2 separate regions of the Homo sapiens genome follow, and region 2 is linked to region 1. The links are chromatin loops, found by intact Hi-C in ENCODE. Cell type or tissue: B cell. All regions are shown on one strand. Each heading gives the region's core, and the rest is flanking DNA. Links, peaks and the distances in the headings are about the cores only.

The links. Peaks named below come from ENCODE experiments on the same cell type or tissue, not always from the same donor. Only the 100,000 strongest peaks of a DNase experiment are listed, where the experiment ranks them.
Region 2: it touches region 1 in a loop (2.5-fold over the local background); 8 of 110 quality-filtered maps call a loop at or near these places.

The regions. Positions count from the first base shown.
Region 1 is chr6:157,027,512-157,043,276 of GRCh38, forward strand. The region is part of intron 4 of ARID1B (AT-rich interaction domain 1B); the gene reads left to right. Among named protein-coding and RNA genes, the nearest start is that of MIR4466, 260 kb to the left of the region's middle. In B cell, for the core only: CTCF peaks have their summits at 7,139 and 7,338; DNase peaks (open chromatin) are centred at 6,090 and 7,150; H3K4me3 peaks cover 1,015 bases; H3K27ac peaks cover 1,733 bases.
Region 2 is chr6:157,092,291-157,108,055 of GRCh38, forward strand. All of the region lies in intron 5 of ARID1B (AT-rich interaction domain 1B), which reads left to right. Among named protein-coding and RNA genes, the nearest start is that of TMEM242, 220 kb to the right of the region's middle. In B cell, for the core only: no CTCF peak of the experiment used is centred there; a DNase peak (open chromatin) is centred at 8,081; H3K4me3 peaks cover 410 bases; H3K27ac peaks cover 2,197 bases.

The sequences.
Region 1 (15,765 bases), core at 2,578-10,577:
AGTGACAGAGTTGGGGGCAGGAACGTTTGGACAGGGAACAGGGCAGCAGAAAGAAAACCAGTGACACACAATCGAGATGTATGAACAGCCATTTGCTGGCTGTAATAGAAGTTTCATTTGCTGATCTAAAAATGTATTTGTTTTTAAAACACCTTTTCATTCTCACCTAATCAATAAAGTCATCTTTATTGCACCTCATTTTCTTTGATACCATAATTAAGTTTTACATGCCTCTATCTTGGGGATGGCCATAGCCTGTGTGTCCACAATATGTCTTCTACATAGTGACTTTGTAACAACTTTCAGCTTCCTTTTCTAACTTCAATGGCAGGGTGGGACTGGGAGAGGGATTTAAGTATGATCAAATAGTACCTTAGCCACAATTTTTATCTTTTAGTACTTCCGTTGATTTATCCAGGTATTTTTTAAATGTAAGATTTTCCTTTTTATGAAATGTCAAAATTAGGAAAAGAGTTTATTTATTACATTTTTGGAGAATCTAAACTTACCAAGCTGTAGCATAAGACATTGGCTTCATAAACTGTGTGTGTATGTGTGTGTGTGTGTAAATGGTTGGGTAAATTGGGAAGTATTGCTTAAATAAAATGGCATTGAATTATGACCAAATTATATCACATAATGCAAGATAAATATTTAGAATATGACTAAACATTATCTCACTTTTTGTAAAGTTTATTAACTACCACTTACTTAGTGCTCATATGTTTTTTAACAGTCCCTCACTGCCTGGACACCCATCATTTTTATTTTCCTTCATCAAACTTTCTAGAATTTAGGAATAAGTATAGAAAGTGTTAAGAAGAAATAGTTATTAATTTGAATTATACAGAAAAATCAATCATGTAGAAATAATAATGTAATGAATAAGTATTAGTGTTTTCTAATTTAATAAGATACAGTTTACATAAAGATCTAAAGGGAAAGCATTGCTTTTATTGAAAGTACTACCTGTTTTCAAAATGTTTGATACATACACATGTGTTGCATTGGAAAGGCCAAATGAAATAATGAATAGATAACTATATTTTGGTCTATATTGTTCATGATCTCATAGCCATGTTTTTTGATAAACGCTGGAAGTATGGAAATGATGAACTTTGATACATGTGATTTCCTTAGGTATAGTGTTCTTAATGCCCCCAAATCTACAAATAATGTCATCATGTAACTGACAGGGTTACACTATTCCACTGTCTCAAGAAAATTATTTATGGAAAAGGTATGGTACTGTGACCACATAAGCCTTCTGAGTGCCGCTATTCTTCTGTAGAATTTGGGCCTGTCAGTCTCCTTTACAATCATGCCCTGTAGCATAGGCAGATATTCTTACCATCCACTGTGTTGTGGTCAGCCAACCTAAATTGGAAAGCTCAAAATTACTTTTTAAAATTGTTTGGAAGGATTGCGAACTGTATGTATTTTTATAAAATATTTACTGTAGTCTAACTGGAGTTATTTATTGGTATGATTCAAGTCTAGAAGTCATTACCTCTTAACTCAGGATGGATAGAAAAGATCTATCTTTGAGCAACATACATACTCATTTTATTGCCATCAGTTTATAAGAACTAATCCTTTTTAAGGAATTTAAGGTCTACTCTTGGCTAGAGAGACAAATGCATCAAATGCATATATATGTATTCAATATAGCAAAATTGGTTTTTGGTTTGATTTTTAGTAACAGTCATGTGTAATGCATGCAAGCATGTATCACCAACCACACATATGACTTCTACTTATATAGTTATATTAGGTAGAGCATATTTTAAACCTTGTTATATCCCCACCTGTGTCATAATGAGCTGTGTCAAATTTGGGTTCATACACATGTATTTATATTTTTATTGTTTTGTTATAGTCTTTAGCGCATTCATTCATATACATTTATTCAACAAATATTTAGTGAGCTCCTACTCTGTGTCTGGCACTCTTCCAGGTAAGAGACATGCAACAGTGAATGAGCTAGCCTGCTCTTGTGAAGTTGACATTTCAGTAAAGGGAGAAAGGTGATACACAAATGAATAAACAAGAAAATCTCAGGTGATTATACAAAAGAAGGAGAGGGATTCTCTTGAGGAGTGATTGGTACGACAGGACTGGCCATGGGATGATCTGGTAGCACAGTAATTCAGGAGGAGGGAGCAGCCAGTGCAAAGGCCCTCAGGTGAACAGTGGCCATTTGGAGGAACAGAAGGCAAGCCAGTGCAGCGGGAACATTGTGAAGAGCAGCGGGTGGCAGGACCGAGGACCTGCAAGGCAGGCGGGAGCCACGTGGTTTAGCTTCTTGTGGACCATGGTAAGCAGCTCGGCTTAATTTTACGGTCTTGGAAGACTTCGAAGGTTTTAAGGAGGGAGTGGAGATGAAAGAAGCAATTGGCTGCGTGGATGCTTTCAGAACTTCCTTTAGTGTCATGGTGTTCTTGCCTGGAACTCTGCCTGTAAATCCATGGCACCTAGAGTTCCTTTATTTAAAGTTGTACAGTGCATCAGTTAGTTTTTGCAGTAGTGCTCAGAACAGCCACCATTTATGTAGCTCATGATTCTACAGTTTGACGATTTGGGCTGGGCTCAGCTGGGTGGTTCTGGTTTGTACTGGGCTTGTTCCTTCTACTTCAGTCAGCTACTGACCTGCTAAGTGGCTCTGCTTCTCGGGCTCTTGGCTTGACTGGCTCTTGGCTAAGGCGATGTGGTAACAGGACCATGTGTTATCATCAAGCTAGTCTGGGCTTGTTCATGTGGTGGTTGGTTGTGTTTCAAGAGAATGATTAGAAGAATTGCCTCTTGAGTCCTAGACTTGGAAGTGGCACAGCATGATTGCTGCTGCAGCAGTCTCTTGACCCAGGTAAATCATAAATCCAGTCCAGATTGAGGGGTAGAGAATTAGACTCCACCTTGGGTGGAAGAGGCTATAACACCACATTGCATAGTAGTGGCTGGTTTCGCACACTTCAAGGTCTCTCTGTCTCTGAGTGATACCAAGAGTTCAAGATTGGTTCATACCAGGTGTCCTCATTGCTTTGTAAATCCTCTGTGGAGGTATCCTCACTGAGTTAGAGAACATAATTGGAAATAAGGGTGTGACCACAGTGCTGACTGACTTTGTTTTAAATTTAACAGCCTTGAATAGAAAGACACACCAGCATCCTAGTGGAGGAGATCATGTGAGCATATCACTTGCGGTGAAAAGTGTAATTATGTTAACATCACACCGCCTTGAAATTGTGTCTTAGAGTACTAAGTTTATCAAATGCTTTTTGATTGCATAGATGTATTTTTCATTGTTACCAATATTTATTGGGTCCCTGTATAGAGACAAGGTTTTAGTTCATTTCCAATACATTCAGAGGACGGCCGCTGTACTCAGCAGCACGAGGCTACCGTGCGTGTTCTTTCCACTGCTGGCTAACGGTGCACTGAGCGATTTCAGCAAGCCATGTCCTTCAGCCGTCATGTGGTCTGTCATGCTAATGAGGAGAACGAGGAGAATTAATAAGTAAAAGAGGAATGCTGGCAGTGGCTTATGGTTGGTTTTTTTTTTTCTTAAGAGTTCTATGTTTTTAATGGATTAAAATCCCAAAAAGTTAATAAAATAATAATAAAGAAAAACACGGAACAACTTCTTTGTTTGATAAAATTAAAACTTTGCAACCCATATGCTTCTCCTGCAGTTTAAATTGTCATAAATCCTGGAACATGGTTTTGGAGAGCAGTTTATTTATTAGTGTCTACTTTTCCTTAATGTAGGTAAAAGTATGATTAATGGAATAGGTTGTAGTTGGTGTATTGGACTTGTTGGCCCAATCAAGGGAGATACAGCAAACATTGTAAGGAGAGTATTTTTATCCCCTGGACACCAATGTAGGCAAAAATTATTCTTTCCAAGAGCATCTAAATTCTTGGTAATACCCTTGCAGATAAATATTATTGTGACTGGAAATTTAATCAATTTCTTGTTGATTGTTACTAGCCTCCTCTCCTCACCTTTATTCCCCTTTGGGCAGAACAGCTCACTTGTGTAATTTTGCCTTTCCCATCCTTGCCTGGAATTGGAGGCAAAATCTATATCATTTTAATGTTTAATTATGGTAAAGGTATGATATCTATAATCACTGGAAAAAATAAAGGAATATTCTTCATCACAGTTATTCAAATGGAAAATTAAAATGGAGTCACCCCCTCCTCTTGTTATTTCACAATAAATTACAGTTTGATCAAATATTTAAATGTAAAAAAGTCAAATATATTAAAAGAAAACAAATGAAATTTTTTTTTTTTTTGAGATGGTGCCTCACTCTGTTGCCCAGGCTGGATGGAGTGCAATGGTGCGATCTCACGGCAACCTCCGCCTCCCTGGTTCTAGCTGTTCTCCTGCCTCAGCCTCAGCCTCCCAAGTAGCTGGGACTACCGGCATGCGCCACCACGCTCAGCTAATTTTTGTGTCTTTAGTAGAGACAGGGTTTCACCATGTTGGCCAGGCTGGTCTCGAACTCCTGACCTCAGGTGATCCTCCTGCCTCGGCCTGCCAAAGTGCCGGGATTACAGGTGTGAGCCACCACGCCCGGCCCAAAATGAATATTTTTTAAAATGCTGCAGTGAGGAAGACATTTTCCAGCATGGCACAAACTCTAGAAGCTTGGGGAAAACAAATGGATACATTCAAATATTTAAAATGTCAAATTTTTTGTTTTTAATTTCTTTACATTAACACAGTTATGAGCATTTTCCCGTGTTACAAACTATCTCTTAAAACCTGAATTTTTCATGATTATTAATGCTCTATCATGTGAATATACCATACTTTAACCATCTCCCATATTTGTACGTTTTTTTCTAATATGTTATTTTAAATAATGTGGTACACATGCTTAATATATAAATGGTAGATCACAAATTATAACTTGAAGATAGCTCTTTCTAGCGGCTTGATTGCTGGATAAATGGGCATGAGTATGTTTGAGGATATTGATATGTAATGGAAGATTGTTTTCTGGGCGGGTCATTCTTAGCTACAGGCCCACCATAGATGTTGAGAAACCTAGGTGTACACATAAACCTGGACCACTATATTTTTAATTTTTGCTACCTTGAAAGATAAGATGTTTATTCACATTTCCATGATTATTAATTGACATGGAACAATGGGTAATGTTATTATTGACTTATTTTGTTAACTAATTACTTTTAATTGAACAAGAAGCACATGTAGTTGGTGGGAAAAGTTCTTAGATTGATGTGTTTCTTCCATTTCTTTCCAAAAATATTCTAAGTACATCAAGTATATGACTCACCCCCACCTTTTTTAAAAAAAACTGATGGTAGCTTACTGTGCACACCCTTTCCATTCTTTTTACTTAATAGAGTATCCTGGAAATCTTTTCTTGTCTGCACACATAGATTTACCTCTGTCTTTGTAACAGAAGCATAGTCTTCTATGTTCGACTATACAGTAATTTACTGTAAACTCCCTTGGCAATGAAAATTTGGTTATATTCACTTTTCACTGTTACAAACAACTCCAGTAAACATCGTTTTAAATATTTATTTTTATACTTTAGGATCAGTGGAATTGTTGGGGTTAATACTTGCGTAATCATATACATGTGCATTTTGATTGATACTGCCAATTGTATTTTATTCCAGTATATATTTTCATCAGCAGTGCAAGGCTGTGATTTGAATAATTACCCAAACCTGTGTATATGTTGTAATTATTACAAGGTTTAATCTTTAGTACAATATGACTTTATTTGTATTCCTTTAATTATGAGTATCGTTCATTATACATTGTTATAAATGAGCATTATTTCTCACTTTAGTTCCTCTTTTTGTGACAGTGTGATACTGATTTTAGAACTATTTAAAAAAATAAATTGCAGCATAGTTTTGGCATTGCTTTATTTTGACGATAATGCTGCTAGAATTAGTATACTCTGTTTTCAATGAGTGCTTTACATTGTGAACATAAAAAGGACGTTGAAAGTGAAAGAGAAAGGAAAGTACGGCCAGTTTTACTTCCAAATTCAGGAATTCTTGTTTTCCCAATTTTCTTACTGGAATGATTGGAAATTAAGGTGATTTGTGTTATTTTTGGTGGAGGTGGGCCGTAGGGTAATTGGGAAAGAGATGTCAATTGAAGGTTTTTGTGCTTTAGGAGAGTGAGGACTGTAAATGGCTTAGCTGCTGCTGAACTTTACAGACTGAACTTTCACAGAGCTCTTAGAGGTTCTCTACAAATGGAATCCTTTTAGGCACTTGTGTTATAAAATGTTGATTGTAACATTTGAAATAAGTGTGAGTTAATGGAAAGGGCCTTGTCTTTGCCTTTAGGAAGTTTCTACTTTGTTATCCTAAACCTGCCCCTTCACACCTCTGTACTTCAGGAACCCTTGAAAAGTTCTCTCTCCCATTGAAGTGAAACATGGGTCTCATCAGAGTATTCAAATTTGTCTCTGTATTTGTTACAGTGTCTGTGTGGAGGAGGAGAACGTTGGCTATTATGTCCTAATTTTACATTTGATTAAACCTGTGACTTTTTTTTTCTTACTGCTAATTTTTAAGTCTCCCCACATCAAAGTTAAAAAGAAAAATAACACAATGAATAATCTTATCTTTTCATTTATGAATTAGAATTTATTTTTGACTGTATAATGGATACTTAAATACATTTCACTTAGATATTTATACCTAAGCTAAACTCATTTTCTTATGACATTAGGCACAAAACATTGCATTTAATAAATATCTGCACAGTATTTATTATGAATGAGTGATGGTCTTTTTGAGATTAGAGCAGATAAATGCAGATTATAGGCAAAGAATTAGTATTTTAGCATCAATGCTGTGTCTTCCCAGTACAGTATCCAGTCTTTCCATTGAGAATTTCCCAAATTTTTCAGTTGTATATTCTTGTTTTAATCGGATTAACACAGATCTACTTCTAATTTATGTATAAGAATGATGGGTGGTTTTGTCTTATGAAATATAGTTATTGACTTTTCTGTTATTGTTGTTCAAATTTATGACAAAAGGAACAAAAAAGCTTAGCTGATTTCGGCCGGTAAGTTTAATGACTACTACCTGGAAATTAAGTGTGAAAGTTGAAATACTCCTTTGCTCCCACTAGAGGGGGATTCCTTCCAACTTAGGTAAAAATGCTCTTAGACTCAGCGTGAAAACCTTGTGTGACATTGATATTCCCTTTGTATTAAATTGAGGATAACCTCATGTTTTTAAAATCAGCTGATTTTCTGTAGTTGCTGATATTAAAATCTTACAGAAATAGAGGATGTAAAGGATACTTGAACTAGGGTACATATATATGTAAACAATAGTGCTTTTGAACAAAACATAAATACTTTTGTAGAGTTGCTGTAATTAAATTCGTTTAAAGGTATATTAAGAGTTTCAAAACAATTCCCCCAGCCCTCCTGGAGATAGAATCTGGGGTGAAGGGTGCCCTGGTGGGATCTGACTCCCTCCTCCCACCCACAAGGTCTGTCACTGTCTCTGTCTGCTGAAATAGCCACAGGGAGAGTTCTAAATTTCACACGAAAGCTTTGATTTGCTCTCACCTCAAGTTGTCAAATATATTAAAGCCTTATCTTTAAATAGAGCTCTATTTGCTATTGAATTTTCTTGTTACATTGACTTTTTATAATATGATAAAATATGCAGAACTCACTGAAGATTTTTTCTTGCAAAGTTAAACTGTAATATATTTTAAAAATAATTCTATTTGTGTTAAAAATAGCACATCAAGGGTGAGGTATGCAGATATGATCTATATGTGTAATTCACAAGCAAATGTCATACGATGTTCACAGTATTTAAGATTCAGCATATTTCCTGTTCGCGTTTTTCCTTTAAAGTCTCCAATGTTGATTAGAGGTTTTAATTTAAAAAATAGTTGAGGTTAGTAACCTAGCATTGTGAAAGTCAGGGCTTGGGAAATTCAAACATGTAATCTTTTTTCCTTTTCTTAAATGAAAAGTCTATAATAAGGCCTTGTTTCTAAATCTAACAGCCTTGGAAATTAAAATGTAAACAGAAATGCTGTCAGTGAAACTTACAATGATTTTTTCTACTATAATTGATCCAACATTTCAGTCTTTAGCCTAAAATCATATTTGGTATCAGCAACATATGGTTTTCTATGAAAACGAGGCTGCTCATCTCCATCCCTAATGGTAGTATCTTTCTTTTGCTTTCCGCACCAGGCTCTGCCAGTGCCAGGGGGTGGTCAGTGAGCCTGGCTTTCAGTGAAGCAGTTGGAGAAGACAATTTGCTTCCTTGTTTCTTCTTTTGACCCTTTTAACTTTCATACTGGATGAAAGTCTTATTGTCATGGCCTTCCTTTCTATATTTTCTGTCCACAAGGGAAGAATACAATTTTGTTTTATAGCAGGATACATTAGATAGGCCTATGTGCCTTCTACTTAAACACCTGCCACACATGCCTAGTTTTAAAAGGTTTAAAACTGACAGTGAAGCCTGTTACAGTCTGATATTGCCCACCCACCCCGTCTTCCTCTTTAAAAATACTCAGATGTGTTCTGTTGCCTTCTTTCCTTGTTCTTTTCCATCGTGTATTGGTACTTTGCAATAGTCAAAGTTAAAAGCTTTACACACGACACTGAATAATTATGTTTAAAAAACAGTAATTATCAATACACGTTTTGTTCCTCGCAGCTTTTTAAAATTCATGTTAATGAGCTCTGTCTTCTATGCATGAGACTGACAGGCAGTCTTGAAGTTTTGCCATCATTTCACAACTTGTTGCTTAGACACTGCCTGCCTTTTCCAGAGTATTGCTTTCAGGAACTCTTGCTCTGCAACATTCCAGAGATCCAGCGCTGCCCACTCTGATCTGAGCAGGACAAGAATCTACTGGTAGCACACATGCATAGTGAGATTGCTCTACAAAGGGCAGCTTCCCCTCACTGTCTGTCAGTAAAAGACCAAAAGGCATATGCAACATGTTGTGATTTAGGTGAGAAGGATGATTCTACTCACTCCCTGGATTGTTTTTGAGGAACTTCAACCACTACGTCCACATGATGGCAGATGGATTCATTTGATAGGAGCTCCCGCCGTCTTATAGAACTGAAACCCAGACGGTGACTGGGATTTCAGCCCAGCTCTTGAAGATACTCACAGATCTCTCTTTCTTGACAACTGACATAAATGGAATGCCAGTTTTCTCAGAACTCTCAATTCTAGGCCATGCCTGTGTCTGGTTTCTGTGGCTAGACTCAAAGAGGTTTTTGATAGTGCCTAAATTATGTTTTTCCTTATGATTTCAGGTTGAAGTCTTGGCCTCGGAGGATGCAGCCTTTGGACTCAAGGTGTGTAGTCTGGTGTAGTTCATTGTGGAGGTTTTTGTCAGTTCCTCCTAGGTGGATTTGAAGGTTCAACAGAGGGGACTTATTTTTTTTTTAATCATAATCAAAACACTGAGGTTTAAAAATCTTCACAAGTTTAAGATTTCTCTTATTGTGATTAAGATTAGACTGTGGTAGTATTTTCATTACCTTCTTTGTTGTGTAGAAAGAAACAATACAGGAAAACAAGAGTTTCGTTTAGCAGTAATTGACTTTTAAATTTCAATTCGGCATAGCACAAGATTTGCTTAAATTTTGCCCCAGTTTGGGGCTACTGAAATGTAAGATGTTATCAGAGTGCTGTATTTAGTTCATAGCTCCAGTGTTATTCATTGATTTATTAAACGTCCCCGCTTCAGACAGAACCCCTACCGTCCAGTTACAACCGGATTGAAAACCCAGCTCCTTCCCGTGAGGACCTCATGACCAGCTGACAGATCTAAGCCTATAAGCAGATAAATCATCCCACAGGGTAGCTGTATCCATGCAAGAAACATGCCAGAGGCTGCGAGTCGGGTGGAGTGGAGAATGGGAAGGCTTTCTAGGAGGTGGATCCCTGGGCTGAGTTTTGAGGGCTTAGGTTATACTGAGGCAAGAAAGGAGGGCAGGAGAAATGAGAGCTATTTTCGGGTAGAACAGCCACCATGAAAAATATCTGAGGAAGCTAAAAGTAGTTAAGTTTCTGTCTGTGTGGCAAGATCTGAGACTGGAGAGGTTAAAGATAACTTTCTCCTATAAAAAATGGTAAGCTATTAAAAGATTTTAAGCCAGGTAGTGGTCAGATTTGCAATTTAGACAGATGACTTTGGCCACTTTTTGGAGGACGGATTAACCAGAGACCAGTCAAAAGCAGTTGAATAGACCCAGTAAAAGTGAACACAGGCCTGAGCTGGCATAGTAGAAGCAGTGTCAGAGGGCAGAGGACTGGCAACCGCAGTGTGCAGGGTCTGGTGCCTGCTGGGGTATGCAGAGTAGGAAAAGAGGAGCTCAAGATGAGTCCAGGGACAATATGGTGTCACCCTGAGATAGAGAACACAAGAGGAAGAATTACAGATTTTTAAAAATTATAATCTTCCAGACCTGAATTGTCGATCAAATTACTTGCCTTTTGTACATATTTCCTGATAATTTTTAAATTTGTTAAATTTTGAGTAAATTGGGAGGCATTTGCCTTTTGTACATATTTGGTGATAATTTTTAAATTTGTTAAATTTTGAGTAAATTAGGAGACACTTATTAGAGAACTCTGATTTCATTTTCATATAGAGGTGTAGAAGTATAGGGTAGGTGCCATCAGTTACTTCGGAAGTCAGTTTGGGAGGATAGGAAGGTTGGTAGAAACTATTACAGAACACCAGGTATTGGTGATGACCCTCACGTGACTCCTCCATGTGCTACATCTTTGGCTTGAAACCAAGTTGGATTATTTATATATACATATATATATTTTACCATTTTTTTATCCTATATGCTTGACATTTCAAAAGCACAGTCTACCAGTTGTACAGTAATGACAGGTAAGATGACACTGTAATGCTACCAAAAGCAAAGTTTCTGAGGTTACAAATGTAGCACAATTTTACATTCATAAATATATGAAGAAAATTAAATTAATACTTTATAAATACTTGATACAACTCAAGTTTATAACCCTAATAAATTTTTTATGTTTCTGTATCTGCCAAAAATTACTAAAAGAAATTATTCTAAATAGAACCTAATTCAGTATTATTTACAGTATTTAACATATGGTTGTCTTGTGAATTTTTCATTTTTTATTTAATGCCCAGCATACATGTGGAATATTCATTGCATTTTTAATAGACCTGTAGGGTCAGTTCTTAGGAGCTCATTTTCATAATCCTTCATACTTACTGAGTATGCAGCAACGTTATAGAAGATTAGTGTAGCCAGCAGCTCTCATAGTCTGCCCTGCTGTGTGAAGCTTCCGTGTTTGTTCTGTGGCCAACCTAACAGGTTCCTTTTGTAGCCTTAACTTTTTTTTTTTTGAGACTGGGTCTCACTCTGTTGCCCAGGCTGGAGTGCAGCGGCGCGATCATGGCTCATTGCAGCCTCAACGTCCCAGGCTCAAGCGATGCTCCCGCCAGCCATGTGCCACCATGCCTGGCTAATTTTTTATAAAAATGCAGGTCTAACTATGTTGCCCAGGCTGGTCTTGAACTCCTCGCCTCAAGTGATCCCTGGTCTTGGCCTCCCAAAGAGTAGTGTTGGCATTACAGGCGTTAGCCACTGCTCCTGACCTCATAGCCTTAAATTTAATAAGTTGAAACAACAGTGAAAATTTTTTTCAACAATCCAGTGACTTTCACAGTAATAGATGCTTTTAGCTTTTGCTGATCTATACTGAAGTGTTTATACATATAATTAAAAATGGGAAATTTGACATTTCTTTTTTTTTTTTTTTTTTTGAGACGGAGTCTCGCTCTGTCGCCCAGGCCGGACTGCGGACTGCAGTGGCGCAATCTCGGCTCACTGCAAGCTCCGCTTCCCGGGTTCACGCCATTCTCCTGCCTCAGCCTCCCGAGTAGCTGGGACTACAGGCGCCCGCCACCGCGCCCGGCTAATTTTTTGTATTTTTAGTAGAGACGGGGTTTCACCTTGTTACCCAGGATGGGACATTTCTTTTTACTGCTTCATTATCTGGAAGTCGGCAAGTATATTTTTGAATTCCAAAAGCTACCTACCTTCCTTCCTTCCTTCCTTCCTTCCTTCTTTCCTTCCTTCCTTCCTTCCTTCCTTCCTTCCTTCCTTCCTTCCTTCCTTCTTTCTTTCCTTTCTTTCCTTCCTTTCTTTCTTTCCCTCCCTCCCTCCCTTCCTTCCTTCCTACCTTCCTACCTACCTACCTTCCTTCCTTCCTTCCTTCTTTCTTTCTCTTTCTTTCTTTTTCTCTCTTTCTCTCTTTCTTTCTCTCTCTTTCTCTCTCTTTCTCTCTCTTTCTCTTTCTTTTCTCTTCCTTCCTTCCTTCCTTCCTTCCTTCCTTCCTTCTTTCTTTTCTTTCTTTCTTTCTTTTTTCTGTCTTCTTTTTTTTTCTTTCCAAGACGGAGTCTCGCTTTGTCGCCAGGCTAGAGTTCAGTGGTGCGATTTCAGCTCACTGCAACCTCTGCCTTCCAGGTTCAAGCAATTCTCCTGCCTCAGCCTCCTGAGTAGCTGGGACTACAGGCGCGTGCCACTAATTTTTGAATTCTTAGTAGAGACGGGGTTTCACCATGTTGGCCAGGATGGTCTCGATCTCTTGACCTTGTGATCTGCCCGCCTCGGCCTCCCAAAGTGCTGGGATTACAGGCGCAAGCCACTGTGCTCGGCCAGAATTACCTTATTTCATAAAGGTCTAGGTATTCAGCGTTAGGTTTTTAAACGCATTCACAATTGGTGTTTCTTCCTGTTTTTGTAAGCACTGGGAAAGGTAACTCAAGTGTCTAAGTCACTGTGGTAACACATGGCACCCTCTTGGCAAATGCACAGAACATTTCTGAGCCTGCTGGAGTGTGTGTCCTGTGTATGTCGCCGCTCCTTTTAGTGATGATCTTTAATGATCCTTTATCTTTCTGTACTTTTTTTCCTACTAATTCTTTATACTTGTATGCTTTGCCTTCTCTTAAGCGAAATTAAATTTACAAGCTTAATATTGACTTAGCACAAATTTGTCAGTCTTACTGGAAAATGAGTTAAATACACTGGGACCCAGAAATGAAAACAACTTATTTTTGTATGTACATGTGGCGAAACTACAACCCAGGGAAACAAGTGTGCAGTCTCGCAAAACTATCATGACTAGCAAGGTTGATCTGAGAGTAACTTTTTACTCTAGTCAAATGGCAAATATCTATGTTCTACTTCTTACATCTTAATTTTGCACAAATAGAGATTCATTGTTTTGTTAGGCTTATCTCATTTAAAGGTAACTTAGAATTTGAAATGCTGAAGCTGTTTCACAGTATAGTAGACAATAAGCACTTCCGCTGTTTTCCCGTGGTTTTAGTTTTTTCCTCTGAATTTAAGTAACTTTTATTTTCTTGAGTTTGTTTCTATACAGGTCTAATTAAGATAATTATTTTTAAATTATATCTACTTATAAACAAGAATTTGAGGTGAATAGAAGAGGTGCTTCAAAATAAAAAATGGGTGAATATATGCCTTTGTTAGTAAAGTTCTGAAACTGTAGACCACTATTCTTATTTTCAGCTTTGATCATGATTTGAATATATTATAAAGTTTATAATTCTATAGAAAAATAAATCAGAAGTCCCAGCAGCCACCAACATGGGTTGGTTCTTTTTATAGGATAACCGTGCCTTGTATATCATTAATGAACTAACTAAAGCTGCTGTTGATAATGGGATGATAAATCAGCTAAACATTTATATGTGTACATATGTGATTACATTACTAAACATAGGGAAAAGACTGAAACATTGACTTGTTGTTTATGGATTCTACATATAGTAGTATAGAAAATTATAGTAAGGGGTGTAAACAAGAAAGGGGTATGTAATTAGCCCTGGGTCATTAAAAAACATGTAAACATAACTTAATAAACTTCTTAATAAATTTCTTAAGAAATCTTACTAATCTAATAAGTTACTTCAAAATTTCATGACTGTGAATGTTCTTCATCTTCTGATTAGGTGGCTAAGTCCAGAATTAGAAAAAAGCACGTTTTTATTTAATCCACTCTCATATGAGACGTGGACACTGTTGTTATCCCCAGTGTTAGGTAAGGAAACAGGAACTCAGAGTCTAGAACTTGCTCAAGTTCACGCAACCAATCAGTAACAGAACTGGGATTTGCACCAGCAGTGTCAGCCCCAGCACCTTCTCTGTTTTCTGAATGTCCTGATCACTGATGGAACTGATAGGGTGTACCCTGTACCCGCCTCTCAGTCTTTACTCCCCATCTTCTTAGCCACCATCACCACTGCCCCACTCAACTCCTCTTACTAAGGTCCCCAACGACACACCCAGATCTAGCAGAGCAGTTCACTACTTGCCCTGTGCCTGCCTCCTTGCGCATTTGACCTAATGGACTTCTTCCTTGGCACACTCTCTTCCTGTGGCTTCCTCAGCAGCGTTTTGTTGATTCACCTCCTACAGGTCTGGCCTCGATTTCTCAGACTCGTCTTCCTCTTCACAGACAGGCAGTAATGTGTTCGATTCTCCTCTCTGCTACATAAGCCGCTAATACCCCACGTTACACCTTCCCCTCCTCCTCCAGGGTGTATTCTTAAATATCCTGCCGAATGAATGAATATGCATAAAGCCATGACAAAGATGAAAACATGTATCTCTTGTTCAATACAGTGTATTTCCTGGGGTAAATTCTTAGGGCTTGCCTATTTGACAATAACGTAATTTGATTCTCAAAATAATTTTTAAAGACTTTTCCCTTTGAAAGATGGAGGGACAGAAATATGTATTACCAGTGTATTCATTTGCTATACCTGTCTTCCGGGCTAAATGGACATCAGAATTCCACAAAATCAAAAATATTTTGATAGGGTGTTTTGGCTGACATGTTCTTTGGGAAGAAAACTCTGAATTTTATGACTCTTTTTATAATATTTGATATAAACTATTAAAAATACATGTGGAGAGGTCAGTTTAAAATGAATTACAAGGATAATCAAGGGGAAGCATATTGTATTACTCTAAAAAAGAATGAGAAAAAGAAAAATGATGCAATTTATGCTATCATTGGGTCCCACAAGATCACAGGAGCCCTCCACTCCTTTTTTTTTTTTTTTTTGAGACAGAGTCTCACTGTGTCACCCAGGCTGGAGTACAGTGGCGTGATCTCCACTCACTGCAGCCTCCACTTCCCAGGTTCAAGTGATTCTCCTGCCTCAGCCTCCCAAGTAGCTGGGAATACAGACCTGTGCCACAACGCCCAGCTAAGTTTTTTGTATTTTTAGTAGAGATGGGTTTTTACCATGTTGGCCAGGCTGGTCTCAAACTCCTGACCTCAAGTGATCTGCCCGCCTCAGCCTCCCAAAGTGCTGGGATTACAGGCATGAGCCACCGCACAAAGGCTACACTTAACTTTAATCCTCTTTGGTGATAATTTTTAATATTTGTTTTAGGCACCTAAAATTTATTACTATAAAAGAGAAAGGTCTAAGCTAAAGTATCTGAACATAAGATGTTAAAGTAAATCCTACACTTGTATTACTTTTTACCTGTATTTTGGTTGATTAGATATCTTAGAGAAAAATAACATCAGCGTTCAAACTGGTCTTCCAACCCCCAACTAACAGAGTCCCTTAAATATCCCATGCCCTTTGCTGCCCTTAGCTTCCCTCCAGCCTAGTCTCCACCTTGCCTTTCCCCTGAAATGCTTACCCTTCCT
Region 2 (15,765 bases), core at 3,503-11,502, 66 kb after region 1:
AGTTATTGGTAGCGTGATGTAGAACCTCCCACTTTAAGATAACAGCTTTAAAATTCAGGCCAAGATCCTGGTTATGGAAACTCAGCAAGTCCATGGGTCATGAATATTCTCAGCGCTGTTTCTAGAGGACAGATTCCCCATTGCTGTCTGGTGGCCAAGGCCTTTGCGTTTGAAGAACTGCCTCAGTGTTCTGAGCTACTCTTCTCCTTCAGAGGTCACTCCACACCCCAAGTCAGGTATTCTGATGGGTGGGGAATGAGTATTCTTTTCTTCAAAAGCACAAATCTTTTCAATCTTTCATTCCAGCAAACTTCAAATTAAGCCTTTTCTCCTCTTCTTTCTCCCACATTTAGAAATAAGAAAACAATAGAAATTTATCAAAATACAAATTCCCACTTGGTTTTGCTCCTCTCTTAATTAAAAAAAGTTGGGCAACTCAGTTTAAATTATCCTGTCAATTTCCGTTCCCTTTCTCTATTCTTCTGTGTATGAAAATACAAGAAAGCCTGTGTCACCAAGGCAATATTATGTGCCTTTTTCTTGCTCTGCAATCTCAGCAGTGACTCATGTGTTTTCATGGTGGGTCTAATGGTCCACTCCCACTTCTCCATTATTTTTTTGCATTGTTCTCTGGAGAAGCACTTCAGACACCTCGTTCTGTTTGTTTTCACTCTTGAGCTGAGTAGGCTGTCCCTGCTCTGAACCTCTGCTCAGCTGAGTGTCACTGCGTCTGGATTCTGCGTGTGCTGCCTCTGTGGAAATGCTGTTGGCATTGACCCGCTGCCTTCTCCCTTCGCTGAGAATGAAGATTCAGAATGGAGGGGTACAAAAGCTTTTATGAACTAATTTTAGCCTAGAAGTAAAAAGTTTCAAAAATCACTTGAGTACATTTTGGAAAATGGTGGGTAAATGAATAGTACTTAGAGTCAAGATGCTCCTAAAGTTGATTTCACAAACTTCTGGTATATCACCATGTTTCCTAAAAGAGAATAAGTAACAATTGTGGAAGGAACAAAACCATTTTATAGAGAGTGTTAGGTTTATTTCCCAGTCTTCTGATAACCCTGGAGCCAGGATTATTATGATGTGTTGATTGATTATAGCCGTTAAGACTCTTACTAATCAGTTTCATCACTTATTCTCAATTCACACACTTGCATCTTTGATTTCTCTTCCATAACAGGGTGATATGGGTTGTCATTGACTAATGAAGAACAGAATTGGTTTCGGCATGAGACAAACGGAATGCCTTCACTAATCCTAAAATGCATTAATCTTTCATAATCCACATCTGCATGTTTATAAATGATATAACTAGGAATTGTTAATGTTGATATTCTCCCTTCCAAACAGAAAGTGACATGGGAGTTTGTACTTGCAAACTGCATTAAATACATAAAGCTGAATGCCAAGAGTGTGACCTTGCTGAGGATGCCAAATATATTACTTCATTTGATGGTTTTAGAAAAGTAGCATGTTGCACTTTGAGTGTTGGATATACCAGGAGATATCCTGTGGAAAGCCAACTATCCTAATTGTTCCGTTTCCTTCCTGCCTTATTTTATCATTCTATTCTGTCATTAATTCAGCAAAGCACTGAGTGTGTATTATGCTGCAGGCGTAGTAAGTGGGGTAAAGGCGCTGAACATAAACTGCAAAGGGTCCTGTCCTCGTGAAACTTAAAGTCTAGTGGGAAAGACAGGAAATACATAAATAACTACATACTTTATTGTCAGGTAGTCAAGGAAAAAAATCAGGTTACTTCTTTAGATAGCAGTGGCTAGTTAGGGCAGGTGTCTCTCTTAGAAGCTGATATTTGAACAAGAGAAGTGAAAGAAGGGCAGGGGCAAGCCATGTGAGCATCTGGGAAAGGAGATCCAGGCAGAGAACGGAGCAAACTCAAAGGCCCTGAGTTAGTATTGTGCTTAGTGTGTTGGGCGGCGAACACCAGGAAATCAGTGTAGCCACAGCATAGTGGTCACGGGCAATGGAGCAGAATGTGTGGGCAGTTAGGTGAGAGAGGAGCTAACGACTTTGTAGGTTATGATTATGATTTAGGAGGTTTTTTTATTACTTCTTTTTGAGAAGGAGTCTCACTCTGTCTTCCAGGCTAGAGTACAGTGGCACGATCTCCACTCACTACAACCTCTACCTCCCAGGTTCAAGCAATTCTCCTACCTCAGCCTCCCGAGTAGCTGGGACTATAGGCACATGTCACCACGCTTGGCTAATTTTTATATTTTTAGTAGAGATGGGGTTTCGCCATGTTGGCCAGGCTGGTCTCGAACTCCTGACCTCTCGAAATCTGCCCATGTTGGCCTCCCAAAGTGCTAGGATTACAGGCGTGAGCCACCGCGCCTGGCCGATTTAGGAGTTTAAGTGTGATGTGATCCCTCTGGAAGGTTGGGAAGGCAGGAAATAGCATAATCCTGTTTAGGTTTTAGGAGGCTCACTGTGGCTGCTAAGTGGACAGTATACTGTAGGGGAAGGTGGGAGCAGAGACATCGGAGGCTCCTGCAGTAACCACGCGGAGTGTTGATGGCCGCTTGGATGTGCACATAGCGGGAGTAGTGGCAGAAGGAGTTTGGCCGAAGGAATTGGTAAATGATGGTTCTGTACAGAAGACAGAGGAACACGTTTTTGAAGGGGAATCGAGAGTTTGGTTTTAAACATACTGTATTTGAGGTTCCTACTGGGCATCCTAAGGGAGGTTTTGAATAGGAGGTTGGATAAGATCTGGACTCAGGCAGTATTTTGGTGGGAAAAATGAGTGTGTGAGGCTTTAGGGTTCAGGATGAGGTCCCCTGGGCACCCAGCCTGCCTCAGCATCACTTGGAGGGCTTGTGATTCAGTAGTTGTGGGGTGGAGCCCGAGAGTTTGCATTTCCAATAATTTCTAGTTCTGCTGAAGCTGCTGGTCTGGGAAGTACTGGCCTAGGGAGTGAGTGAAGGTCAGTGCTCCTCAGCACTCGCCACACAACATGCCTGGGAAAGGACCGGTGCTGGCCCAGCCCTGGAGATGCTGAGCTAATCGGTCTGACACGGGGTATTCCGTCAGTACTTTCTTAAAGCTCTCCAGGTGGTTATTATGCACAGCCAAGGCTGAGAATCACTGAGAGAAGAATTCTGAGGAAACCCTGGGGTACCCAAAAAGGTAGAGACTGTGAAAAAGAAATGCAAGAAGAAATGTTTCTAGAATATGGAAGAGAGCACCCGTGTCCAAGACAACTTAGCACTTCCCCAGTGCTCCATGGGCGTGCCTGAGAAGGAGGCCTGTCTTCCCAGTTAGGAGCACATACATTTCTCACAGGAAAGTTGAGGGATGATTAGCTCATGTGTTAAGGGCGGCATAGTGCTGAGGTTTTTTCCCCTGATCTTTCTAGAACTAGATTTGGTTCAGTTGAAAGTAATGTCACAGAAAAAATTCTTGTGCAAAAATACTGTTGTATTCTCAAGTCCAGTTCAGTTAGCAGCAGACTTCCTCATTTCCACAATTGTTACCTGAAGTTCATTTCACATGAAATCCAAGAATCATGTTATTTTAATTCTACTTGAAAAAAGGCAAAAAAAAGTATCACATTTTAAGAGAAGCGAGCCTCAGTGGATATATTTTTGCTGCTTGTTCGTTTTTCATGTGGCCTCAGTGCCTTTTCTTAGAAGCCGACGGAGGAACTAGTTGAGAATTCCCTGTCTCTATACCACTGACCATGACTTTGCGTCAGATCTTTGTCCCTAGAGCTGCATTAAAGAATAATGTGATTTATCCTTTCTGCCTGGAACATCCATCCCACTCTTCATGCAGCCCAGCAAACTCCTCCTTACCCTTCAAGACCCCGCTAAAGGATCTTTCCCTTCACGAAGTCCTTGCTGACCCCTGCAGCCCCGGAGTTCAGCTCTCCCTCAGGGCTGCCCCAGCTGCCTGAGCCCCTGGCGGGCTGAGAGCCTCTTTCTTCTTTTTGTCCCCAGTGCCAAGAACAGTGCCTGGCAAGTAGCGCTATTCAGTAAACATGGGCCAAATTAAAGAACTCACAGTTCTCTTAGAAAAATGGGAATTCAAAAGGAGAGAGTTCTGAAATTGGTGACTTATAACCTTTCTCCTGTGGGCTTGGAGCCATCTTTCTGCCTTTGCATTTCACCCTCCATGGGATCATTCTTTTCCCCTCCCTCCTGAAAGCGACTCCACTGTGACAGATACCTTTCACAAGTGTGCTTGCCGAATATTTAGTCCAATCTGAAAGAAGTAATGGAGAGTACTTGAGGTCGTGCTCGAGAACCTTCCTCTCCACATTGCCACAGTCAGAGGCTCTGTGGCCTGCACAGCCCTCCTTGTCCCCTGGCACTCAGCATGGAGAGCTTAGCCGTGCCCAGGCTGGCACTGCCTCTGGCAGAGTTTACTCCTGAGCTGCGGGGTCCCTGAGGGTGCCCACTGCCACCCGCCTGGACCTCCCAGTTCTAGCCTCGTGCTGGAGAGGTCTGCTCTCCCCCCAGCAACCTCACAAGCCCAGCACTGTTAAAAAGGAGTCTGGTTATTGATTAATCCGGGTTTCATTGTGCAACTCTATATCTCTTGAAAAAGCACTTATTTAAACACCCAAATGTATTAATATGTCATGGTGTGAATTGTGATAGTGAAGCAAGGTAAGCAGGTGCTGGTTTCCTTCAAATATACATTGTGAAGTGTTGATTTATCCCCCTTAGATCCTGGAGATTTCACTCAGGAGCCTGGGGTTTTTTGTTTGTTTGTTTTTTAAGTTTTTCAGAATAGTAAGTGGTTTTAGCTGTCTCGTTCTTTACTTTTAAAAGTATGAGTTTTATGCCAAGGGTTTAAAAATCTTAAGTTTTATCATGAAAACAAGCTGTCATTAGTTAGTATAATCACAAATGCAATGAAATTTTAAACTCTGTAAGAAAAAGCATATTATTTTAGTACATAAATTGACACTTAATTCTATATCTAAATGGAGAATTTATAGAAACCATGCCACCTATAGTACCAGTGTTTTATCTGTTGGTCTCAACTTTATACATTCTGTGTTATTTCCCTCAAATTCCAATATTTAATTCCCAAACCCTGTATTTTTCCCTCCCTCTTCTGACATCCAGACGCAGCATAAAGATGCCCATTGATTGACCACGTGTGCCACCTTTTGGTCTGGAAAACACGGTCCCTCGTACCTACAGGGCACAGCAAGCGCTCACGTGCTATATTCTCTTTTAGGTGCAAAATGACTCCAAGGGAGTGAGCATCCGCATGTGGCACTTCTCATAGCCAACCACCCATGTTTACAGGCAGAGTTGTCACGAAGCGTTGGAACCCAGAATGAGAAATTTGTGACAAGAGAGGGTGGAGGCGAGTGAAACTTTGATTAAAGGAAAGTGCCTTGGCTTTAAAAAGGCCTGTCTCTATCCGGCAGCACAGAGCAGCGATCAAGTGGAAGAAAGGGAGCAGGCAGGCGCCTCAGCTAATCTTTCTCCTGGGGGCCCAGGTGGACAAATTGGCAACCCTGTTCACAGCTTTTTTTCTTCTCCCCTTTGTGTCATAAGAACTGCTAATCGGATCCATGCTGCTGCAACTGTGGTTAGTTATTAGCAGAATAAAAGCAGATTTCTTCAAAAGAACGGGTGGGGGAAACGACTATACAAAATTGCAAGGTTGTTAGAATCTAAAATGCACAGCAGTCGATTTTTCCCCTTATTCTGAATTAGACGATGAATACAAGTCTTTCATCTGTCACTATACCCATTTCTTCAGAGGCAGCCAAATATTAAGCTTCTCAAACAAAAAAGGAATCTTAGAAAGAGGAAAAATATTGAGGAGGAATAAGAATGGGTGAGAGAAGGGAAAAATTAGGTTTTGTTTTTATTAATTTGCCCTGGTGAGAGAAATATAAACCATCCCTCTATTTGGTGTTCTCCCCGCCGCCTCTTACCTTACATCAAAGCGAGGATTCGAGAGAATGGAGCTGGTGGCTGTTCAGCATTTTATGTCTGGTGTTCTGCCTGAGGAAAGTTCAGAACCTACCTCTTTTCTTACAGATAGCAGAGTGCTATGAATCCGGACTTCCTGGGGGAAGGCCGGGCTAGCGATGCCATACCCAAATGTGGAGAATAGACCTTTCCCTCCACAAGTGGGTTTTCACGTGGCCCAGTAGACCTTGGAATTGTATGCCTGAGCTTTAAAGCTATTGCAAAGGGTGTGTTTTGATGAGAATGCCAGATTTTCAGCATGGTAGTTGATGTACTTCAGGACATCATGGACTTTCACAGGGGATGCCTCGCAGATCCTCAAGATTCCCAAAGTTAGAAGTGGTTCCTGCTTTCAACCAAATCACATTTTTGGTCATACTGCCTATTTACTATTCATGTCTTCACATCTGAAGTTAACTAAAGTTGAGAAGCTTTCCTTAAAGTTCCATCTTTTATTTAATGGCTGTTTTATCCACAAAGACACAGTTTTTATTCACCTCCCCAGAGTCGGTCCTGAGTGGAGTGGCAAGTGCAGTGGGACCCAGGCTGAGCTGTGCCAGCCGCCACCCTGAGAGTTGTGCCTCAGTCAAACCCAAAGCACATTATATTCCCACACCTTTCAGGCCACTTAGCAGTCATCCAGACTAAAAATGTCTCATTTTAATGCGGAGAATCCTCTGTATGTAAATGTTTTATGACTCCAGTTTATTTTTTTTATTTTTTTTGAGACGGAGTCTCGCTCTGTCACCCAGGCTGGGGCGCAGTGGCATGATCTCAGATCGCTGCAGCTTCCGCCTCTCAGGTTTAAGCAATTCTCCTGACTCAGCCTCCCAAGTAGCAGGGATTACAGGTGCCCACCACCACGCATTTTTGTAGAGACAGGGTTTTATCATGTTGGCCAGGCTAGTCTCGAACTCCTGACCTCAAGCAATCTGCCTGCCTTGGCTTCCTGAAGTGCTGGGATTACAAGCGTGAGCCATTGCGCTGGGCCAACTCCAGTTTATCTTTAATCAAAGCTGTGCTGACTTAAATAGTTAAGTCTAGAAGTCCGTGCATCACCATGTATCCTCTGACTTAACTTGTCCTTTGCCTTGCCAGAGACTTTTCAGTTTCTTTGCCCCAAGTTCTCTGTGGGAAGGTATCTCCCCAAAAGGGATCTCATGGGTATTAGTGATCAGACTATTAAACCAACTTGCAAGGGTCTGTCTTACCCTCGCACCTGTCACAGAGTTATGAGGAGGACCCATGCGAAAAACATTGTGTAGTTTTAGTATGTTTAATTAATAAAAGAAAAGTTCTGGTTTGAATCTATGATAGCAGGCTGGGTGAGTAACGTTTTATAAGTTGGTCTTTAAGGGCTTTTATGAGGACATAATTCACATAGACCACATCATACTCACTTCTGTTTTCTACCTGTTGGCTGATCGTCCTTTATAGCTAATCTATCTTCAAGCCTAGGAGTGAGGTTTAGAAAAAGACTTGGAACACTCAGACCACAGTAGGGAGGAGAGTTGAAAAGCTTAATCCGGCAGGTTTTTGACAGTGTATTAGTTTGTTTAGAATAAAGGTATATGGCCCTGTGAACGGTGCGTGGGAGCTGTCTTGTTCTCTCAAGTTCGGGAATTGGAAGTATCCTTATTCCCTTCATGGCTCGGGAGTATCCAAGTCAGATAGCCTCTGAAGTGCCCATTTATCTGTATTTTTAGGACCTAATGACACATGAATAGTCTGTAATATTTTGGATAAGGATTTAGGAAAGTCTAGCCCCGTTTTGAATGAACTTTCGAGCTGTATGACATGAAAAGGTTTATCTCTCAAAGCAGGGGCTTAACTCCTTCAAGGTGAGGACACCAAATTGCTGTGGTTCTGTGTTCTCAGTTGAAAGGTAGGGAAGAACATTACTTTCTGGTTTATACTGCTCTAATCTGAGATAGGATTTATTCACAATAAAGAATTGTGTTGACAGCCTGTTCACCAACATCTTCCCCACCCCTCTGCCCTGATACAGGACCTTTTGGTAAAGGGTGAGGTGATCTTATTAGAGACAGAGGCACACACACCCCATGCTGAACAATAGGAAGTGTTATAAGTTCACACCCACGCACTTCAGATAAACTGTTAACCGGAACCACTAAGCGGAAGCCTGAGCAGATTCTGTATTTCAGTAGTTTGCTTGGAGCATATCGAAGTTGGTGTCAGCCAGCCTGCTTCTTCATTCTGAGAATAAGTGGGATTTTTTTCCGTTCTTGAAGCAAGTGAAATAGAAAACACTGAACAGAAGGATGCTATGTCTAAATAACTTGTGGGTTTTCTAACTCATCTAAATAAATGCCTGAGACTAGGACATTTGTTGAATGTATGGATTATCAAAAATGTATTTTTCATTTACACCATTAGGTATTATGCAGGTTTTTAAAGAAATGACCCATGAAATCCTTGTGCTGTGTTGCAGAGCTGTACCATCTTACCATACTCTAGCTTCTTACTAACTGAGATAAGATGTACAGTGATTTCCACAGATGCGGAGTCTACCATGCAACCAACCAATGCTGTCTCTTAACAAAATTATATTGTCATTTATCATGGTGGAAGGAAAGATCCTGACCAGTTCTTCATGTTGCAGAAATTAAAGGAGCAACTAAATACAACCCATAGTAAGAAGTTATAGTGTAATTACTAGTGGGTTTGGCAGAATATAAGAAATGCATCCTCCAGAAGATCGGTAAAGTCAGATGGTGGCAGGTGAGACCCGTATTCTACTTTAAAGATTTGAAAGAGAGCCGATTTCCATGAGGCTGTACTAGAATAAAGCAACCCAGTGTTTTAATTTTGGATGCAGCAGCAGAATTGCACAGTCAGTGGGAAGCACAAGATGAACACGATCATAGTAGTAATGTATCAGTATTTGGTTGCTACAATGTGTTCTTTTAATTTCTCACTAAAGTTAATGACACCACCAAGAATTCTTGATGAGTAGAAGAATTAATTCAATTGCTAATTGCTGAAAACCATGAACTATGTATTGATTTTGTAGCACCATCCCATGGGAGTAACTTGATCATGATAGAGTTATTTGCAAAGTGACTGGAAGCATTCCTCATTTCTTCTCAGAATTCAACAAGAACCACAACCAGTTTAATTCACACGGACCTAAGAATAGGTCTGTCTTACCCTTGCCACTGTCACAGAGTTTATGAAGAGGGCCCAAGTACTTGCCACTAAACACCTCATGATCTCCATGTATTGAGGATGATTGGCCAAGAAAATTATCCAAATTTCCATGGTTTCACATGTCTTTTCACATTAATTATAAAAAGCCAATCTTCTTGAATTACTAATCGAAGAATATAATTTAGGACATTGCCCTCTATATAGTGAGTACTCTTTTTTTTTTTTAACCTCATTTGGTACATTCAAGCTATCTCTAATTTACCTGCGAACTTGTAAGACAAATAAATGTATATTCTAGACAGTGCTCTCTCTTTAGCTCCTTCTTTCTTCACTTTTGCCCAGAGTCAGCTAACGTAGGAAAATTGGAAGGATAGAATGGATCTGAGGCATTAAAACCGAAATCAAGTAGTGTCTGTCATTCAGACTCCAGATTTGCTATCTTGACTAATCATGTCAATATTCCATCTCAGATAACTAAATCCATCTTAGGTTAGTTGGCTTTTTAGCTGTAATGATGTGAAAGGAAGGAATAATTTTTCTATGGCCACTACAACTTTTGAAACATGGAATTTCTGAATATTTCTATATCTATTAGTATTACTAATACTGGAGATAATGCAGTATTATTTGAAAAGGGGTGAATGGTTTGTTTGCCAGAATTGGTTGTGGTTCAGAGTTAGTGTTCTTGTTCTTTTTCTATAGTTGTATACTGTAGTAATGTAGAAAGGAATTATCCCCAAGGAATTTTAACCTCAATAAAGGATTAATGTGGGAATCCTATTCACCTCATGTTTATTCTCTACCATCCCAACACAAAAGTAGTAGAGTATAATTTACGCAATTGCATCTGATCAGTAGTTGATCTGATTTGTTGGTTTGTTTCTGATCCGAAAGAGTTGGAAAAATAAAACTACAAGTAATCATTTATCTAAACATTTACCTGCTAAATGTACTTACCATTTAAGTCTTAGACTTTTGCCTGCATTAAGTGCTAAGGAACCCAGCGCATTCTTACATATAGATAGGAGAGAGCATAAAGCAACTTCTGTTACTGACATTTATTTATGAAGCCTTCCCCTTTAAATATGGAAGAATGTGAGATTTCTATGTCAGTGCTGTTGTTATTAAATACTCATCTGTATTGGCTTTTTCAGCAAGTATTCCTCCTGAGTGGTTCTTTTTTTTTTTTTTTTTTTTTTTTTTGAGACGGAGTCTTGCTCTGTCACCCAGGCTGGAGTACAGTGGCGCAATCTCTGCCTCCCGGGTTCAAGTGATTCTCCTGCCTCAGCCTCCTGAGTGGCTGAGATTACAGGTGTACGCCACCACGCCTGGCTAATTTTTATGTACTTTTAGTAGAGACGGGGTTTCACCATATTGACCAGGCTGGCCTCAAACTCCTGACCTCGTGATCCACCCACCTCAGCCTCCCAAAGTGCTGGGATTACAGGTGTGAGCCACTGCACCCGGCCTTCCTGAATGTTTCTTTACTCACTCATATTATCATTTAGAACAGGGATCACAAACTACAGCCTAAGGACCAAATTCAGACAACCACCTGTTTTGGCAAATAAAGTTTTATTTATGCTATTTTGTTTTCATATTGTCTGTGGCTACTTTTGAACTACAACAGCTGAGGTGAGTAGTTGGAACAGAAAACATATGGCCTGTGAAACCTAAAATGTTTACTATCTGGCAGTTTACAGAGAAAGTTTGTCTAATCCTCATCTAGAATAATAAGATAAAACTACATGATTACAGATGAGTTACAAAGATCTAATTATCTATTAATCTGAGCTTGGTTCCTGGAATCATTAGCCATACTTTTTTTTTTCAACAAATACTTATTGAATGGTTACTATATGCCTGGTTCAAGAGATATAATATAGCGGGGAACCAAACAGTCTGAATTTTCTGTCTGTATGGAATGTACATTGTAGTCAGTTGAGACAATGAACGGAATTAAATTAAGAACTATGGAAAGTGTTAATACTGTGTCCAGTTGTAAAAAATCGTAGAACGTGGCACTTGTTAGTACTGACTGCCCCACCATCTTGTTCTATGAAGTATGCTGAGCTATAATATATTCATGTCTCAGTCCATCCACTGTACATTATACATTACTGGATGTGTGCTAATTTACCAAAATACACATATTAGCCTCTTTTTCCCAATTGTGTTATATACTAAAATCCCAGAGTTATGTTACTTGAATATTTAATTTGGTACTTATCTTGATTTAGTTCTTAAAAGCTATTTTTAATTGGATAAAATTCTCCCAAAACTTCTCCTAGTGTAAGATTCTAAAGAAAATATTAGCAAACAGAATCCAACAGTACATTAAGAAAATAATGTATCATAAGTGGCATTTATTCCAGAAATGCAAAGTTGGTTCAATATTAACAACTTTTTTTTTTTTTTTTTTTTTTGAGACAGAGGCTTGCTCTGTTGCCCAGGCTGGAGGGCAGTAATGTGATCTCGGCTCACTGCAACGTCCACTTCCCAGGTTCAAGTGATTCTCCCGCCTCAGCCTCCTGAGTAGCTGGGATTACAGGCACCTGCCACCATGCCCGGCTAATTTTTTGTATTTTTAGTAGAGACAGGGTTTCACCATGTTGGCCAGGCTGGTCTCGAACTCCTGACCTCGTGATCCACCCGCCTTGGCCTCCCAAAGTGCTGGGATTATAGGCGTAAGCCACCACGCCCGGCCTAACAACTCTGTTATTAATATATACCATAAACATACATCTGGTGGGGGGAAATCCTCTCTGTAACAAAACTCAACACCCAGTTATGATAAAAACACTCAAGGAAGTAGCAATGGAGAGATACAATCTCAACATGGTAAAATGTATATGCTTTAGTTTCACTTATGGACTAGGGAAGCTCTAGAGGCATTTCCACTAAGATCACAAATGAGGCAAGGATCATCACTATCTTCACTACTGTTCAGTAATGTACTACAGATATTAGCCAATGTAGTTAGGCAAGAGAACTCAATTAAAGGCATAAGGATGAGTGTAGGAGAAATAAAACTGTCTATTTACGGATGATATAATAGTAAGCCTGGAAAACCCCGGAGAATCAATGACAAATTAGCAGTGGAAGAATTCATTTAATGCGGTAGTGAGACATAAAATTAACATACAAAAAGCAGTAGTCTTTCTATACACAAACAATAAACAGTTAAAAGACATATAATGGTGAAGAGAATCCCATTTACAGTAGCAACAAGGAAGACTACGTGCTTAGGAATAAACTTAACATAAAATATACAAACCCTCTAGGTACCTGAAAGAAACTAAAGAAGACTTAAGCAAATGAAAGATGTCTCTTGTTCTTGGGTGGGATGAACTCAGCAGTCATGAGTTCTCCTTGACTGATTATTTCAGTCCAATTGCTGTGAAAATATTAGTGAGCTATTTTATATGGTTGGACAGGTTGATACTAAAGTTCATATAGAAAAACATGCAAGAAAACTTAGAAAACACTGAAAAAGAAAAGGTGAGGAGCACTATTCTTACTGGACACTAAAACATGGTATAAAAATACTGGAACTGAAAATAGTGTGTGCTAGCCAGTGGAACAGAAGAGGAAGTCCAGAGTTAGACCAAATACATGTGAACATGTATTAAATGACAAAGATGATATTTCAAGTCACTGGGCTAAGAATGGATTTTTAAATAAATTGTGTTGGAATACTTGGGGAGCCACGTGCAAAGAGATTAAGTTAGATCCATCCTCACATCAAATAAACTCAAGGGAGATGGAAAAAAAACATGTATGTACTCGAAGAAAACTAGGGTGAATTCCTCTTTAACCTTGGTGTAGAGAGAATAGCTTCCTAACTGTGACTCAGAATCCAGAGGCAATAAAAATAAAGACTGATAAATTTGACAACATTAAAAAAAATTTCCGCTACAAAAGACACCGTAAGCAAAACTAAAAGACAACTGACAAACTAGGAGAAGATATTCACAATATATACCACAGACAAAGGGCTAATATCTCTAATATATGAAGAACCCTTAAAAATTCCAGGGCAAAGGATTAAGAACGTAAGCAGAAAAATAGGAGAAAGACTTGAACAAACAATTCACAAGGAAAGATATTAAAATGGCCCTAAAATCTGAAAAAGTAGTCAAACTCATTCAGAATCAGTAAGACTGGTAATTTTTTATTTTTAATTTTTTTTGAGATGGAGTCTTGCTCTGTCGCCCAGGCTGGAGTGCAGTGGTGCAATCTCGGCTCACTGCAACCTCCGCCTCCCGGGTTCAAGCGATTCTCCTGCCTCAGCCTCCCCAGTAGCTGTGGTTACAGGCACGCATCACCATACCTGGCTAATTTTTGTATTTTTAATAGAGACGGGGTTTCACCATGTTGGTCAGGCTGGTCTTGAACTCCTGACTTCATGATCCGCCCGCCTCAGCCTCCCAAAGTGCTGGGATTACAGGGGTGAACCATCGTACCTGGCCAAGACTGGTAAAATTTTTTTAAACAGCAATACATTCTATTAGTGAGGTTATGGAGAGACAGGCCTTTCAAACATTGCTTGTAGCAATGTAAATTGGTACAAAGTTTCTAGAAGGAAATTTGGAATTGTGTAACCTTTAGACCCAACAATCCCACTTCAGGGAATTTTCCCTGAACATAGACCCCAGCAATACAAAAATACATCCACAAAAGACTGGAAACTGTCTAAATGCCCATACACAGGAGAGTGTTGAGTAAACTATGGAGCACTCACATAAAGGGGTGCTGGGGAGCCCAGGACAGTGTGTCCAGGACAGCGTGAAAAAAAGGAAAGCCCAAAGGGTGTGCCACAAACTTACCAGCTTAAAACAAGGCACATTCATTATCTCTGTTCCCCTGGCAGAGAGTTCAGGCACCTCTTAGCTGCTCAGGACTTACAAGGCTGCAGTCAAGATGTTGGGCAGCCTGCATCCTCATCTGGAGGCTCGACTAGGGAACAATCTACTTCCAGTTTCATTCGGATTGTGGCAGCTTCATCTCCTAGCAGTTGCTGGAGTGAGGTCCTGAGATTCTGGAGGCCTCTCGTTCTTGCCTTAGTCTCAGTTCACATCAGAGAAGCCTATTTCCTAGAAGGCCTGAACCCTGTTGAAATGTCAGGCCCATACAGGATCATCTCTCTCCATTTTGATTATTTCAGAGTCAGCTGATTAGGGAGTTTAATTATATCTGCAAAATCCTTTCACATTTGCCATCTGACATAGTTGCAGGAGTGACAGCCCATCACTTTCTTCACATTCTTTGGATAGAATTACAGGTTCTGCTCAGTGGAGAGGAGGGGATTACTCACCGGTGTTACTCATTGGAGGTTACTCGAGGGTGTGTCTGCCACAGTGAGTGAAGAGAAATAGTCTAATAAATAAAAAACCAAGTGAGGAAGAAGATGGCTCTTCTCACAATGGAATTCCAGTAACTAAATGTGGAAGAAAAAGGGGAAATATAGAATCACCGTTAGCCGATACCACTGTAATAAATGTAAACAAGATCTTCTAAAGGATCCAGAAATTCGTGAGTGCAGGTTTGAGGAGGCATAGGATTTGCATAGTCTCAAATATCTTCCAAAAAATACTTAACCAACTACAATGGGAAAATAGATTGTACTGAGAAGGGTATGACATTTTTGTGGTACACTTCCCCAAATTCATAACCTCATTTTAGGGATAAAAAATATAATCAGAGCAAATAAAATTTGGCAACATTCTACAAAATAACTGAACAGTACTGTTCAAAGGTGTCAAGGTCACAAAATAGAAGGAAAGACTAAAGTACCTACCAGCTGGAGGAGGCTAAGGGAAAGTCACTAAATGAAATGTGGGATGATCCCAGAAAAAAGACATGACGCGGAAAAATGGGTGTAATTCAAATGAGGTCTTTAGGTAAGCTTCTCTTCTCGGTAATTGTATTATGGTTATATAAGATGTTAACATTGGAGGAGGTGGGCTAAAGGATATAAGGGAACTCCTTGCACTATTTTTACAAGTTTTCTGTAAGTCTAAAATTAATTAAAAATAAAAATACGTTTTTAAGAAAATGATAGCATAGACTTAGGCTGATAATTTTATTTCAGTAAAAGTAGAAATGCAGGTGACAGTTCTGCACCTAAATTGTGCACGTGGCTGTGTGTGTTATCATTGGAGAATACAGAAGTGTGCAATGATGGAACTTACTCTAATTCATAGTATAGTGTTTTCCAGTTGTATTTTTTTCCATTATGCTTACATCATAATAGACATTGCTGAGGAAAGAACACGGGGGCTCTCTTTATTTATTTTTTTAAGCTATTTTAATGTTAAAGTGCCTTCATAAAGTGGGTTGGTTCACTGTGCCCAGCAGTATGCGCTTTAAAAATTATTACCACACTTTGTTTAAGAGGTTTTACTTGTGACCAACACATGTCATATAAAAATCTGTAATTTTGAAGGTGTTTATTGAATTCGGTTGGTTCGGAGGGCTCTGAATTTTCTTCTTTACATGGGCCAAGGACACAAATGAGTCTTCTGTTATCACTTTCTCAAATGCATTTTCTGAGTCATCATCTGCTGTGACGATGTTTAAACTATGCCTGTGGAAGATCAAGTTGTTTCTTAGTTACTGTAGTTAC